Regions from separate parts of the Mus musculus genome. Here region 1 is linked to region 2. A link is a loop called in an ENCODE intact Hi-C map of the cell type or tissue named here. Cell type or tissue: left cerebral cortex. All regions are shown on one strand. Region 1 overlaps Nol4l (nucleolar protein 4-like). Region 2 overlaps Asxl1 (additional sex combs like 1).

Region 1 (5,000 bases), 59 kb before region 2:
ATAACTGTGTTTACGAACTGTCCAGTCAGGGGCTAGAGAGATGGCTCAGCAGTTTTAAGAGCACTGGATGCTCTTCCAGAATACCTGGGCTTAATTCCTAGCACGTACATGGCAGCTCACAACTGTCTGTAACTCCAGTTCCAGGAGATCTGCCGCCCTCACATAGGCACACATGCAGGCAAAACACCAATGCACATAAAAATTAAAATTAAAAAACAACAACAGTACAACCACAGAGGCCAACTTCTTTTCCCAATAAAGAGCTGTGCTGACTTCCTTTAGCAACAGTTGTTTCCACAATTTATCCTTAGATGTTACTTCTAGTGTAGATGTCTCCAAAGACAAGGTTTTGTCCATCTCTAATACAGCCATGTAAATGCAGCAATGAACAAGCCTGGTCATCAAAACCTACAGGGAAGTAGGCCCAGAACAACATATATTCCTGTAGATGGCCTCCAGGTTGAAGGATACAGGTAGGGGACTCAGGAAAAAGGGGCTACAGCCAGGAAAGTGAACTATCTGCTGTGGCAAGGGGTCACCAAGGCCTCTCATTCATTCCCCAGCTCTCTTCATTCCTCCCCCCCCGCCCCCCCCAGACAGGGTTTCTCTGTATAGCCCTGGCCTCGAACTCAGAAATTCGCCTGCCTCTGCCTCCCGAGTGCTGGGATTAATACTTACAAGGCCTTTCAAGCTCTGCCACTTCCATGTCTAGTGGGAGTTTACTTCCATGTCCAGTAGGCCAGCTGAGGTGCCTCTCCTGGTAGGCTCTGCAGCTAGTTCTCAAGAAGGCTGAAACGCCTGTCTGCTGGGCTATCTGGGCTTCCCCAAGCTTTATGGAAGCTCCTGTTCCCAAGAAGCGGCTCCCTGCTTTGTTTTGGAATCAGAAGCTCGCTCGAAGAAGTTCTGAAATTGCCCATGAGGTGGCAGAGAAGGACTCGAGCATACACCTGCTCAACTCGAGTGCTGGCAGCCTACTCCATGGAGCTTCTAATGGGGCAAAGAGGTGGCTGTAGTCCCCTTCTCCCCAGGGATCTTAAGAGCTTGGGTTTGGTTGTTTTGTGTGTGTGTTTGTTCTGCCACAGTCAGCCAGTGGAGGACAGACAGCAGACTATTCTGTCCTCTTCTGAGCCCTTCTGTCCCAGAAGCGTCAGCCTCCTCACTTGGGACAGTGAAACTCCTCAGAGGAAGAAGAGCTGAGGTGCTGAGGCAAAGCAAGCCTTGCCTCTCTTCCATCCACAAGCACCTGTAAACCCTCTAGGGGCAGGGTGTTCACTGCCTCTCCAGACCGGGATGGTAGCCTCCCCTCTCAACCTTCTGGGGAAAAGGCCCATCCATGCTACTGCCTCCAAAACATGCCAACAGCTCTTTCTCACAGTGCCTGGAGCACAGTTGCTTCCTGGGACTGTTAGTCCTGTTCCAACCATGACTACCCCTTGAAGAGCGGCAGGGCTCAGGAGTTAATAGGAGACATTTCTGTGGCTCAAGGTGCCTCTTCCTCAGCCGCAGCCAGAGCTGGGATGTATGTCTGATGGGCGGCATAGGTAGAGGCAGGAAGCTAGGTTGGAAGCCTACTGTGCTGTGCCTGATACCAAAGCCCTTGTTTTTGATGCATGCCTCCTTATTCCATTGTTCACTTGCCATGTGATTTTGGGTAGAATTCTCCACCTCTCTTTTGCCTGTCATATGGTTAACAATAAAGCTTAGCCTAGAACCCTTGCCATGTCAAAGCCCCATTCTAAATACTGGGAATATAGCCATTGGGGATATAGACCAGGGCTTCCAAATCTATGCCCAGATGCAGGCAGGGGCTTCAGCTTCCTCTAAACTTTAGACTCTAAATCATCTTTCCCTCTCTACAGGGCCCACAGACCTCAGCATGAAAGGCGGGGCCTCTACCCCAACTCCTCCCACGCCTACCCCTTCCAGCAACAGCACCAGCAGGACCATGCCCACAGCCCAGCTTAGCCCCACGGAGATCAGTGCTGTGCGGCAGCTCATCGCAGGCTATCGAGAGTCTGCAGCCTTCCTGCTGCGTTCTGCAGATGAACTGGAAAACCTCATTTTACAGCAGAACTGACCCTGCTGGCCCCCAGAGTGCACGACGCCAGGAGGCTGTCCCAGCCTGGACCCAGCTTCCTGCCTCACCAGTTGGTACACTGTTTTCTGAAAGAGGTGGGATCCAAAAGAGCTGTTTCTAGCTGCACTCCAAGCATCTGAGACTTTGGGCACAAGGACACTTTTCTTTTCTTTTTTTTTTTTTAATTTCACCACATGGGTGCTCTGACCTGCTTGGAAAGAGGCCAGTGGGGCAGCTCTAAAAGGGTTGAGGTTCCCCTGAAAAGGCACAGGGGCTACAGCTCTATTTAGAATCACCTTTGTGGACCACGATGTTAGAACTCCCCCCCCCCATAATTACCTTTCAAGTCTTAGGTGAGCAGAATTGCATATTTATTGAGAAGAGCAAAAGTGGACCCTTTCTCTCCCCTTAGTAATTTATTTTTCTGAAATGGATTCTTTTGTGTTTGTACAGATTGCCAGTCTGTGTCTGTCTAATCAGAAGGATGGATCCCTGTACCTAACATTCCATATCACTACACTGATGTGAGCTGGGGGCCAGCAGAGTTGGGGGCCAGCTCACTGTCCCGAGTGCCCAGCATACCCTTGGGAAGGCCACCACACTCCACCACTAGGCTGTCTTGTTGCAGATCCCAGTGCTGCCACAGGGACACTGCCAAACAGAGGGACCTCACCAACACTCACTACAAACAAAAGCAGCCACCCATCCCATCCGACAGAGTCCCAGTCACACGGTCACCTGTACTCTACCTCACACTCCAGCGTGGGCTTTTCCAGGACGTGCTCCAAGTGTGTTCTGAACGGCTGTCTCCCCCAACTCCCACACAATGTAGCTATCTTCTGGGAGGTAAATGAGACCCAGTGTCCAGGAGCCAGAGCCCAGAGGGGCTTGGCCCTTAAAACCAGCAGCTTGCCATAGCCTGGGCTCTTGGAGATGCTTGACAGGATAGTGTGTCTGGAGCTGGTCCAGGTCCCACACAGCCCCCAGGTAACCTGCTGAGGGGCCACTTCTCTTGGCCAGGCATCTGTGTGCCCAAGGGTGAATTATGGTTTCCACTCCTCACCTCACGATGGGAGTAGAGGGATCAGATCGTTGGTGGAAGTGCAGAACTACTTGCATTCTCCTAAGATCAAACTTTCTTCTGGAAAGGCCTGTCCTGTAAGAAACCTAGTCCCTGGAGTGTGACAAGGGACAAGAAAAAGCTGACCTGGTTTCCTTCCTCCCTGACAGGCACTTCCTCTTGCTCTGTGCAATACCTACCAGTGCTGCTAAAACCAGGGATTCACCCAGACCTCAGCAGGCCAGGGGGCCTCTCCCTCAACACTCCGTAGCCATGACAGCAGCACTCTGCTGCCTGCCCCTGCCCAGAGATGGCAGAAGCCCTGTTGCCTTTCTTCCCTCAGAGCTAGGAGGCCTCAAGGGAGCCAGGGCTGAGTGGACACTAAGCTAACCACAAAGAGCCACTCTTGGTCCCAGAGCGAGTGCCCCTTCCCAAACTGGTCTATGGCAGGGACTGCTTGTGGCAGCCTGACAGACTACCCTTCAAACAGGTAGGCAAGCAGTGCCAGTGCAGATACCCTACCTGTTCAGATTCAGGGCTGTAAGGCAGGGTTCCCCACCCTGCACACTTCCACACTGGGGTTAAATGTGGTCTTTCACATGGCCTACAATGCCTACCCAGCCACACCACCTCTGCCTTCATGTGCCCGCTCACCAGGCCTCTGGACTGGGCCAGGACACCTGAGCCCCTTCATACAGCACAAACTCCAGTGCCCAGGCCTCCCCACAGCTGGCCAAACATGTGCCCAGTTCCCCACCTGCTCAGTAGGACTCCTGGATGTTTGAATTTGTGTAAATATTTATTTTTGTGTGTGAATACTACAAAGTAATCAGTAGATCTTTTTGCAAAATGTTACTCCAGGCAATTTGTGAAAATGTTGAAAATTGGCAGAGACAATCGCCACCCTAGAATTTCTGTTATCAATTGCTTACCGCATTCTGTCTGCTCCCAGAGGCAGTACCCAAGCTAGACACAAATGGCTTGCATTTTTGGAAGAAGATAGAAGAGACTAGGCAGGGGCTCCTCCCTCTATCCCCACAGGACACATCTGTAAGGACGAGCATAATCTATATCTAAGTGGTATTTTCTAACTGCAAGCAGTCTTGACCAGCCACTAGCAGCCTGCTCCTAGAGTACGGTGTGAGCATAGGTTCCATGTGTTTTGCTTTCAAGAGAAATAAAACCAATGCCAGTGCTGATGGTTTCCAGAGGGGCTGCAGGACAGTAGTAGATGCTGGCATGCTGACCTGGGCTTCTTCCCAGAGAAGTGGTCTCCAAAGCCTCAGAGCAGCCATACCAGGAGCAAGTCAGTGTGGACACAGGATTCCATTACCTAGTTAAGTCAGGGAACTTGTTCTGTTTTCCTTTTGTTTTAAAAGATGCAGCGTCAAGCCTCCCTTCCTGACTGTGGCCCGCCTTTTCCCAGGAGGAGCTTCCCAAAGCCTTGTCCTGCAGCCACTGCAGTGTGATGGAAGCCTCAGGCACACAGTAGTCATTGGTGATCTCAAGTCATAGTGAACATGCCAGTGCAGGATGCACCCCCCCTCACCCCCGAGTCCTTACAGGCAGATCCCTGCAGGCTATCAAGAGAAGTGGTGGATGATCATCTGTTAGACCAGGGATAGTATACAGGACCCATCTGAAAGCATTTTTTTTTCCTCTCACCACTCAACAAATGGACAGTTTATTCCCAAGGACGGTGTTGGGGAGAGGCAGGCAGGGCCAGGAGGGTCTTGGAGGACTTTGAACAGGTGGAACCCATCTGTCCCTCCCTATTTCTCAAGGGCCACAAATGACTCCACAGGTGGTTATAGGATTAACTACCAGTTCATTCTCAAAATGCTGCTTTGAACTCAGAGGGTT
Region 2 (5,000 bases):
CCTTCTATTGATAGAGTTATCCAGCAGCAGGGAAGACATCAGCGTGATGACGGAGAAGAGCACATGGGAGGAAAAACACAGCATAATTATCACACTGTAAAGTGCATAGCTACAGTCAAATAGATAGGCTGGAGGCAACCCCAAGCATCCCATCCCACAATACATTAGCTAAAGAATATGCAACCTGAGAAATAACTTCTCACTTTAAATGCCTACAATGTGATTAGCAATATAATACACTAACTGCTTAGGGCTGAGGAGAAATTAGGGCTTAGGGCTCCTTCAATAAAGTGCTTCTCAAGCAAACACTTAGACCAGACTTCACACCCCAAAAACCACATGTTAAAAAAACAAAACAAAACAAACAAACAAACAAACAAAAAAAAAAACCTAGAGCAGGCATGGTAGCCAGGCGCCTGCAGTCCTGGTGCTGGGGAGACAGAGACAGGCTTGGTAGCAAACCAGCACAGCCCAATTTGCAAGCAGTAGGTCCCATAAGAGACCCTTTTTCTCAAAAAGCAAGGAAGAATGACATCCAAAGTTGTCCTCTGATCTAACACACGCCACGCCCCTGCACATACATAAGCATGTATGCAATATCCACCACAGACAAAATGCTGTTTGTTCCAAGCCCCAAAAAAGGACTGCTACTCTATGGACTCCCCCTTCCTCGCTCACATTAAAAAGAAAGGTGGGTGGGGAAATAGCTGAGGTAGTGGCTCAGTGGTGTTAAAAGCATTAACTGGCCAGGCGTGGTGGTACACGCCTTTAATCCCAGCACTCGGGAGGCAGAGGCAGGTGGATTTCTGAGTTCGAGACCAGCCTGGTCTACAGTGAATTCCAGGGCAGCCTGGGCTACACAGAGAAACCCTGTCTCGAAAAACCAAAAAAAAAAAAAAAAAAGAACAATATTAACTGCTCTTCCAGAGGACCTGGGTTCAAATTTCCAGTACCCATTAGCAGTTCACAACTGTATGTAATTTCAGTTCCAGTTGTCCCAATGCCCTCTTCTGGCCTCCATAGGCAGTAAATGCACACCATTTAGACATACACTAGTGTAAAACACACACAATAACAATAAAAAGGTTTTTTTCACTGGGTAGAGGTGGCACATGACTTTAACTCAAGCATTTGGGAGGCAGAGGCAAGTAGATCTGAGTTGAGGTCAACTTGGTCTACAGAATAAATTCCAAGATAGTCAGTGCTACACAGGGAAATCCTGTCTCAAAAAAAATAAATGGATAGACAGATATAGATGAATAAAAAAAAGTAAAAAAGGAGAAATTGGTATAATGATGAGAAAAGAACCGAATTAAAGGCACCCCTGGTTTTTATGCCTCCAATTACTTCTGTATTTTTTTGTTCTCCAGGAAAACTACATTGTATCAAATTCCACAAATTACTCCTTAGTATATTTGCATCACAACTGGCTAAATTAGCTACTTGTGGATGGCAAGGTAGAAACATGAGGATCAGAATTCAAGGCAAGCCCTCAGCTGAGCAGCAATTTGGAAGCCACCTGGGCTGCAAGAGACTTAGAAACAGGAGTGAATGACTAAATTAGTGAGTAGATAGATAGAGGGTGTAATGGCACCGAGACCATTTTTCTTGGATCAGAAAGGAAAAGACTTCAGGCCTGTGTATAAAGAGTATAGAGAAAAGAATATATATATTTGTTCCTTCTCTATTACCAAAACTTGAAAACAAGAGTCTACGAGAAGGTAAAGCTGCAATGAGACCTTACCTTAAAAAACAAAATAACGAGCCGGGCGTGGTGGCGCACGCCTTTAGTCCCAGCACTTGGGAGGCAGAGGCAGGCGGATTTCTGAGTTTGAGGCCAGCCTGGTCTACAGAGTGAGTGCCAGGACAGCCAGGGCTACACAGAGAAACCCTGTCTCAAAAAACCAAAAATAAAATAAAATAAAAAAATAAAAATAAAAATAAAAAAAGACAAAAACAAAAAAACAAAACTGTATTAGAAAGTTAGAACTCCGGACTGGAGAGATGGCTCAGCGGTTAAGAGCACTGATAGAGGTCCTGAGTTCAATTCCCAGCAACCACATAGTGGCTCACAACCATCTGCAATGGGATCTGATGCCCTCTTCTGGTGTGTCTGAAGACAGCTACAGCGTACTCATGTAAATAAAAAAAAGGAAAGAAAAGAAAAGAAAAGAAGAACCCAGTTCTAGCTGTAAGTCAAGACCTAGGTAAGGTCTTGTGAAAGACTGTATTTCTGATGTAAACAAACAGATGTTTACCCACTCCACTCCCACCCTCAAAATACACACCAGATACACTACCATTACATACACAACCACAGATAGACCAACAGATGACTCTCACAGGCACATATGTCATTTAAACAGTAAGAGCAATACAAACCTCATTTCCTTCAGTCCTTCTGCCTCTATGACCTGCAGAATCTGTTTTGGTGTCATTGGAGCATCTGAGTAGTTTTCTAACACCTGAGAAAACAGAAACGTTCTGATTTCAGTGTGAAACGTTCATTAGTCTGTAGCATGGCCTGCTATGAGGAGCTGTCAGTGACAGGTGAGATTTACCACTATCTTTTTCTTTTTTAAAAGATTTATTTATTATTATATGTAAGTACACTGTAGCTGTCTTCAGACACTCCAGAAGAGGGTATCAGATCTCATTATGGGTGGTTGTTGGCCACCATGTGGTTGCTGGAATTTGAACTCAGGACCTCTGGAAGAGCAGTCAGTGCTCTTAACCGCTGAGCCATCTCTCCAGCCCCAGAGATTTACCACTATCAAAATGACTCTGGAGCTATAGATATGGCTCGATGGCAGAAGTGCAAAGCCCCAACATGGCATTAAAACAATTACTTCAGATTCAAATCACACTCTTAGCAGTACACTGAAAGTTCACTGCAATTAGGGGGAAAAAAAGCCACAATTACATGAAAATATTCTAATTCTCAATTCTAAGGACAGCTACTTTAACATCAATGTGTAATAATATATAAGACCTTAGCAGCTCTGGAAACTGCATAGTTTAATGTCGTTAAATATAGACTGTAACTGAGCAACAGTGGCACATGCCCTTAATCCCAGCACTCAGAAGGCAGGGCAACCTCTTATGAGGCCTGTCTCAAAACAAAACAAAACAAACAACAAAAAACTTCTGCAAAATACATGACAAGATTGAAATTTACTCAAGGACCTTCCAAGGCCATGTGTGGTGGCGCATGCCTTTAATCCCAGCAGAAGCAGGTTTCTGTGGCTTCAAGACCAGCCAGGCTACATAATAAAAACTAGCCTCCAAAAAAAAGTTTTGACTAATTCCCTTATCTCATCTGGGTATGTGTGTATATATGAAGTTTTTCTAAAATACAGTCTCACTATGCAGTCCCATCTGACATGCAACTGACTATGTAGACTAGGTCAGTCTCAAATTTACAAAGACCCGCTTGCCTTTGTCTACCAAGTGCTGGGATTACAAGTGTGAGCCATGCCCAGCTTCAGTTCTTTCCCATTAAACCATGAAATTCTGGGGTTAACTGCCACAGTACATTTTGTCACTCGACAACACGATGCTGTAAGTTTTCTCTGTGACTCACATAACAATGAGGAACCTAATTTCCTGCCTGTGTTAGTCCATCAGTAACTAGGTCTGTAACTAATGTACTTCCTCAGCAATCTTCACAAAGTTGAGCTGTTTCAGAAATGCTCCTCTAACAGGAAAAGAACGTTGTCATTTCATTATCTCACTTTCGACACCTGAGCAGCTGCTGCAGGCACTCCAAGCTAACAAGTGTAACACCCAAGTTCTGTCACTTATTAAAGGGGGATGGGGGTGGGGTGGGCAGGCAGGAAGTTCCAAAGGAAGGCTACAACAGACCTTATCACTAAAGGAAGTCAGAGTTTGGAGAAGGAAATACTAAAGCAAACCTCCCCTTTTTCCTCCTTAGCCTCTCTGTTCATTTTGACACTGCTCTTGTCAGTTACTAGTGCTGCTTCTAACCCTGATGACTCCGACCCTATCTACCTCTACCCGACTTCTCCCAAGCTTCAGAGTCAAGTAGTTCTGTATGACTCATCAGTCTAACTGTCCATTCTTAACTCATTCAACTCTAATTCACCTGAGCAACTCTCCTTTATCTCCCCCTCCATCCCTACCCTTTCTCCCTACATTCCTTACCTTAATTGGCACCTAATTTAACAACACACATGTAGCACCCTTCGCTCTCATCTACCTGGCTCACTACCACAGCCAGTGACCCAACACAACAGCTTTTTCAATTATATCCTTGAGTCCAGCCCTGTTCTCAAATCCATTCCTGTTTGTGATTATCCCTCACTTAAAACCACACGGAACCTGCCTTGTAGCAGACCACACAGTCTACCTTCATGTTCCTATTTCAAAATCATCTTCAGCAACTCTGTCTCTCCATAAGCAGCAGAAAGTATGTTTCCAGAACCCAGCCAGCCACTAAAGTGCAGGCTTTAGAATAAGACAGGATAAGATTTCAATTCTATTCTTCCAAACTGAAGCAAGTACCTATGTACCTATCCAACCTGAGCCAAAGGGGGAATCTCTCACTCTTCAAGTATTAAGACTTTCCTCTCAGGGTCATTTTTCAAATTGAAAAGAACTTGAGTAAGCACCCGTAGGTGCCCAGAAGCTGGGCACACAAAGCCTCTCAATAACCTATCTGCCCCCCAGCAAGACTGCCTCACCGACCCACACATCTTCATACCTGCAATTCCTCTTTGTTTCACCCCATTTGCACACTTTGCAAATATATTCACACCCATGTAGTTTTTCTCTCCTCCTTCAGCCATGTTTTTTTCATCAGCTTCTGCCTCTGTGACAGGCCTACCTACATCTCACTAACTGTTCAAGGCTCAGATCAGAAACTACCTTCCCTCTGGAAGCACTCCCTAATCTATATCAGCAGAGTCAAATCTCTTTTTCAGTGAACCCATTGTTCCACAGTAAAAGTAATCTCCCAAGCCAGGATACTTCAAAGGGAA

Evidence for each region. Peaks named below come from ENCODE experiments on the same cell type or tissue, not always from the same donor. Only the 100,000 strongest peaks of a DNase experiment are listed, where the experiment ranks them.
Region 1: it touches region 2 in a loop (1.9-fold over the local background); 8 of 42 quality-filtered maps call a loop at or near these places.

Annotation. Positions count from the first base shown.
Region 1 is chr2:153,408,689-153,413,688 of GRCm38, reverse strand. It overlaps Nol4l (nucleolar protein 4-like), which reads left to right. Exons shown (of 11, transcript NM_001134300.2): 11 at 1,860-5,000. The coding sequence ends at 2,077. It also overlaps the pseudogene Gm14472. Among named protein-coding and RNA genes, the nearest start is that of Asxl1, 65 kb to the right of the region's middle. In left cerebral cortex, CTCF peaks have their summits at 898 and 2,731; a DNase peak (open chromatin) is centred at 2,903; H3K27ac peaks cover 385 bases.
Region 2 is chr2:153,349,654-153,354,653 of GRCm38, reverse strand. It overlaps Asxl1 (additional sex combs like 1), which reads right to left. Exons shown (of 13, transcript NM_001039939.2): 2 at 2,383-2,465; 3 at 2-4. Among named protein-coding and RNA genes, the nearest start is that of Asxl1, 6.3 kb to the right of the region's middle. In left cerebral cortex, a CTCF peak has its summit at 2,117 (motif pointing left); no DNase peak of the experiment used is centred here; H3K27ac peaks cover 558 bases.